Regions from separate parts of the Homo sapiens genome. Here region 2 is linked to region 1. The links are chromatin loops, found by intact Hi-C in ENCODE. Cell type or tissue: mammary epithelial cell. All regions are shown on one strand. Each heading gives the region's core, and the rest is flanking DNA. Links, peaks and the distances in the headings are about the cores only. Region 1 holds the start of LURAP1L-AS1 (LURAP1L antisense RNA 1). Region 2 has its middle 39 kb from the start of SNORD137.

Region 1 (2,933 bases), core at 308-2,807:
GCTTTTCATACTGAGATTTCGTTTCAGATATTTAATAACGTCTTATAACATTTCAGGCATTTAATGTTTAATTTAATAGGAAGAGTCTACAGATCAGATAATCCCAGGATTTCCTTCCATTTCGACATATTCTCTGATATTTTGCCATTCCTGTGGCCATTTGATTACGAAATTGTTTACGTTATGAGAAAATTATTCAGGCTATAGAGGAGACAGAAGAATCAATTCTGCTGCTCAGTAACTCCAGCAAAAGATGTAGCTGGTAAAAACTCATGGCTAAGGCTAGAAGTTTGGGTTTGATGTTAATTTGAGGTACTTTATCAGAAATTTTGTCATAATAATTTTTGCTCTCACCATTTGGGTTTGAATAAAAATCATTTTTGTATTCCACTCCAAGACAAACGTGCATATCATCTTTAATATGTCTATATATTAACTGAAATGTGCACATGAGCTGCTGAATATATCTTCCAAATAGGGACATTTTTTGCCTTTCTGGAGCCTTGGATAGCATCATATACTCAGGTTTCTCATAAAGCCCTCCTCCATTATTGTTACCCTTTTATTTATGAATGTCAACTAGTCAGATAAAAGCAGGCCACCTCCTAGTTATACATTTGTATGGTAAAATCCACAATATTCAAGATGTAAATCCCAACCATCCTGCAAGCTGTAATATGAATTAGAAGGAAGAAGGACTTCTTTGCAAGTCCATAGTCACATACATTGAAGGAAGAAAGATTAGACTTGCTTTTTAATGTGATGCTCTAACCCTAGTTTCTCATTAGGAGAAACTAATCATCGTTCTCTCTGATTTGTAGTTGGTGGAAGAGAGTTTAGTTCTGTCAGGGCCTCTTTTCTATCCACATTTATTTTAGAATATATTTTTAAAAGTCTATATAAACTGAAGAGCTGTTTAAAAGCACTTGGAGTATTGTTTTTCCAGCAATTTATTCCAGTTTGTTTGCTTGTTCCTTTTGCATAAGCTCCTTGTGTTCAAATTTGCCCTCTCTCCAAATTCAGGACATCCTCAATTTGATGATCACAGAAGATTTTCTGCCTACCCATCCTTAAAATTTCCAGCAGTGTTTTCAATATCTATACTTATAAATCACTCCTCTGTTTTCTCAGAAGATCCATAAAAATATTATCATCTTTTTGCAGCCTGAGAAGACACTGTACAACATTTCCACTCACTGTTTTTGGTTTGGAATGCTTCAGGTGAAAAGCCTACAATTATGCAAAAGTCAGTGCTGTTCCTTCCACCAAAGCTTTCTTTCACTTTCTCAGTCAGTTCAAAATTTACAACAAAATTTGTTTCTAACTGGGCAACAGAGGATTCCCTTTCACATCAGTCAGCTTTGTCTTCCTCCATTTTTGTTGTTTATATGTGGAACTGAACAATAACTGAAACAGTTCACTCTTTTCCCAGAACGTTATAGAAAAGTAATTTCCCCAAGGACTAAATTACATACATAAAAATACTGTCATCAGCACAGTGGACTGATTGATGTTGTTTTGATAAAGTAGAAAGCTGTATCTGGTGTATTTGAAAGGAGCACATGTGACTCCTGTGAATCATAAGCATAAATTCCGGCCACCAGGCCTGCTCGTGAGATCTGTACAGTTTCTGCTGGTGAGTCATCTGATTGCCAAAGTAATACATGCAGCTTTTCAGTATGATTTCATCAGATTCTAGGTCCAATTGATACTTAGATGCCTGTGATGTCAATTCCTTTTCCATAATCTAATACAGTGAAAACTGTTTCCCTGAATATTTTCAACATGAATGTGCAAAGAGTAATTTAGGCTGATGCAATCGGCTATAAATCACCTGAGCCGAGATTCATTTAGAATGATCTAATGAAAACATGGACTCCCCATATTCACAGCAGAGAAGTTTTTCACATTGAACACAGACCAGAGAAGTGTTTCCACTAATTTATAGTAAGTATTGTGCATGTGTGTCTTTTCAATTTAGAACTTAAGATATTCTTTTCACATGGTAGACCAGGGCATGTTAATGTGCTCCTCCGTGATCTGTAGTGGCCACAGTTACATTGTAAGGGAAGGACACAGGGTAGTGTGCCAGTAAATGTTTAACAAGCAGCTTCCTGGGAAAAATAAACATGCACACACACACATGCATGCATATATACTACAAAATATAATACAAATTGTGCTGATATAGAAGATGTATAACACACACTTGACAGATAATAATAAAATATACAGCACTTTTTATTGTCAATTCCATATAACCAACTGATTTCAGAGAATGTTTTATTTATTCTTGCTGAACTGTTGTATGTATAGCAAACTATGGACGCAGTTCAAACAAAATGTCACAAATACAGTTAATCTCAATTGATAATTCATTCCTCAATAATTGTTATTGTTACACCTGATATGTGATCCACTGTTAAATTATTTTTCACTTAGTGAAAACTATATTAATTAAACTGAAATTTGTTTCAGCCTCAGCATGGGTTATGTTGGAATTTTACTGGTTCATCAATGATGTCAGCAATTTCTTCACTGAATTGAATAACAGTTTTCAAATACATGGAGAATATTTCCTTTTTTTGGCACTATTGGAAATGTAATAACTAGGGACATGCCACAAATTTCAATTTCAATCTGCAGTATTAAAATTTTCTCTATCACTTAAGTCTAGACAACCAATAAAATAAAAATCAAGTTCTGCTTTATAGTGTTTTTAAATTTCTGTAGCATAAATACTCCTACATGGCCAATTTGAATCTGTCTATAGAATGTCCTTAAACATAAACATGGGATTGATAAGAGATACTCGGTACTAGAGCATATACGGTATTTTCACCCTGTGAATAAAATAGATGTTTTAAAAACCTCAAAAAATCATGAAAGTAAAATGTAGTAAAATAATTAGGATGCCATGAATTTTGAGTATT
Region 2 (2,933 bases), core at 156-2,655, 120 kb before region 1:
AGAACTTCATTTCACTTAAGTGGATTAGGGAGATGCTAAAATAGTGTATGTAGCCTAAGTCTTTGAGAATTGAGATTTAAGGAATAATATAACATCTATATTGCTGTCTTCCAAAGCATTCCCATTACTTTCTCTGTCACAAGTATATTTCAAGAAAGGGGAAAGCTAAGATGTTTTACACCATTAATGGAACCCAGAAACTTGTATACACTATTTTTTGACTCTTTTAATAAACCTATAGGGCAACTATCATCCTTATTTTAAAATATGGCAACTATAATTCCCAGTAATTAATCTAAGTGACATGAGTCATAAGTGGCAAGCTCTGGTTCAACACAAGGTTTAAGACTACAAAATTTACCAGCCTGGGCAACGTGGCGCAACCCTGTCTGTACAAAAAAAATACAAAAATTAGCCTGGCATGGTGACACATGTCTGTAGTCTCAGCTGCTCTGGAGGCAGAGACGGGAAAATCCCTTGAGCCCAGGAGGTGGAGGCTGCAGTGAGCTGAGATCGCACCACTGCACTCCAGCCTGGGCAACAGAGAGAAACCCTGTCTCAAAAAAAAAAAAAAAAAAAAAAAAAAACTACAAAATGTGTGCTCTTTCCAACATGCCATGCAGTTCACGAGTAGTTTTATCAATGCTGTTCTCAGAGCGTGCACTGTTTGCTAGTGACTCTATTTCCCATTTTTACAAGGTTTCATTCAAATTAATCCATGACTGAAAGTATGTCCACACATTTGAAAACAAAGTGTTTCTTTGAAACAGAGCAAGTGCACTTCACTAATATGTTCACTTACTCATTCAAATGTTAATTAAGCACCAACTTGTGCCAGGAACTGTGCAGAGTGAACAGGACAAAGCCTGTGTTCTCACTGAGCTTGTGATCTAACCAGGGATTGTTACTGTTGATCATTTTTTAGTCATTTACAACATGCAAGATTCCACTTTACCTGCATTATTCCTTTTAATCCTAACAACTCTATAGGTTATGTGTTCCCATTATGATTTTCATCTTATAGATAAGAAAATTGTAGCGTAAAGAGTTTGAGGATCTTTTCTAAAGATACACAGTTAGATGCAGGAAAAACAATCTGAAAATTTCAGAGGTTGCCACATTGCTTATTTCTTGCTCACAAATCTGAGGACAAACTTTTGCTTGGCTGGGCTTCTCTGGTAAGTTGTGCTTCTCTGGGTTCAGCTGGGCTTGGCTCTAGGTTGCTAGTTGGATTCAAGTCTTCTCTGTGTCTTTTCCTTCTGGGAAAAAGACTGAAGAAGCATTCACTGTTTGAGGAATGTTGCTCTCCTGGAGAAAGGAAGAAGCTCAAAGGAAGAGGAGAATTACATAAGGGAAACTGGCAATTGTCACTTCCACTTACATTCCGGAGTCATAGCGAGTCACAGGCCAAGCCCAAAGTCAATCCATCAGGGAAATATTCTCTGCCCACACCAGAGCATGGCAAGGATGGAGAAGAAAGGCAAAGTTGTAAACAAATTGACCATATTAGGTAACAGCACTGGGATTCAAATTCAGGATGGCTTAAATTTAAACCCTGTTGTCTTAACTACTACGCTATTCTAAATAAATAGGAACCTACTTTAAATAGGAAACTGTCTTCCTTTGGGTTTATGACTGGTATTTTTTTAACAGTTTCTAGTTAGGTGTATAAATATGTTGAACGTTTTCTTCTCAACGATTGATGCCAATTTAAGAAAATGACCTGTAATTTCGGTTACTGACACATAGAAGATTATTATCTAGAGCTATGATGATAAAATCTTTGTTAATAATTTAGTAGATCTCTGATGATTTCCTATAGTGTATAAATATTCTCTATTTTCTTCAACTTTCCAGAAATGCACAACTTTATCTTTTCAGGGCTACACATTTCTCAGTAATACATTCTGGCACTTTAAATCAATGTTACAGTTCTATATAAATGTAGATGGCTCTCTCTTTAAAACATTTGGTCAACATGGTGAATAACAATATTAGAGAACTTTCCACTAGCCTTGCTGAAAACACTTTGAAATTTAGGCCAATTGAGCAGATTTCTCAGACACTGCTGGGGTTGTGCGAAGTATTACAAGTTCTATATACTGCAATCTGGTAAATTTATTCAAATTGCAAACTATGTATCCTTTGACCCAGCCATCCCATCTGAGAATTTATGTAGCACATACATGAAAGGACAGATTTAACAGACTATTTGTTACAATGCTATTCAAAACAGAATAAAATGGGAAATGACACAAATGACCATTAAAAGGGTTTAGGTTAAATAATTATATAAAGTGTAATAAATAATGAGAAAGTACTATATTCTGATATGGAACAATCTCAAAATATAATTTTAAGTGAAAAAAGCAAGGGCAGAACAATGTATATGATTTTTATGGAAGGAAGGAAGATGAATCAGAATGTATGTTTGATTTGCTTGGGAAAGATGCACAAGAAACTAATACAAATATTTATAGAGTGGATAGAGACAGGATTGGAGGAAGTCTTTTTTTATTATGTTGTTTGTGTTTTTAAACCATGTAAATAAAGGAAAGGAAAATTTTTTTATCTAAATCATACTCCAACACCAGAACTATATAACATAAATTCATAATCACCATGAATATTTTCCATATAATACATTTATTTGTAAAATATAAACTTAGCTCTATTATTGTGAAGGAAAGGTCTGCTCAGTAAGCTTACCTATCTTTTTAGAAATTTCACTGCATATTCTTGGTCAGTCTATATAAGTTTTTAAATCACAGAAAAATTTTCCTTCCTTTGATCCTTAGCTATCTTTGTAAAAAATGTGTAGTTATTCCATCTTTATTGGCATTTGGATTTATGTGACTTTTTATAACCAGTTTATTCTTGCTCTAAATTAGACAAAGAAAGGTGAACCTTTGAATTTCAGATAAGTGAAAGAA

Evidence for each region. A loop is a pair of places that touch in the nucleus more often than their neighbours do. Peaks named below come from ENCODE experiments on the same cell type or tissue, not always from the same donor. Only the 100,000 strongest peaks of a DNase experiment are listed, where the experiment ranks them.
Region 2: a loop joins it to region 1, with 12 times the contacts of the local background. A loop is called at or near these places in 1 of 110 quality-filtered maps.

Annotation. Positions count from the first base shown.
Region 1 is chr9:12,813,307-12,816,239 of GRCh38, reverse strand. The region is part of intron 1 of LURAP1L (leucine rich adaptor protein 1 like); the gene reads right to left. LURAP1L-AS1 (LURAP1L antisense RNA 1) reads left to right here and starts at 1,851. Exons shown (of 4, transcript NR_125775.1): 1 at 1,851-1,947. RefSeq lists an enhancer at 1,039-2,238. In mammary epithelial cell, for the core only: a CTCF peak has its summit at 1,585; a DNase peak (open chromatin) is centred at 1,669; H3K4me3 peaks cover 901 bases; H3K27ac peaks cover 2,500 bases.
Region 2 is chr9:12,932,592-12,935,524 of GRCh38, reverse strand. No RefSeq gene overlaps it. Among named protein-coding and RNA genes, the nearest start is that of SNORD137, 39 kb to the left of the region's middle. In mammary epithelial cell, for the core only: no CTCF peak of the experiment used is centred there; DNase peaks (open chromatin) are centred at 414 and 1,404.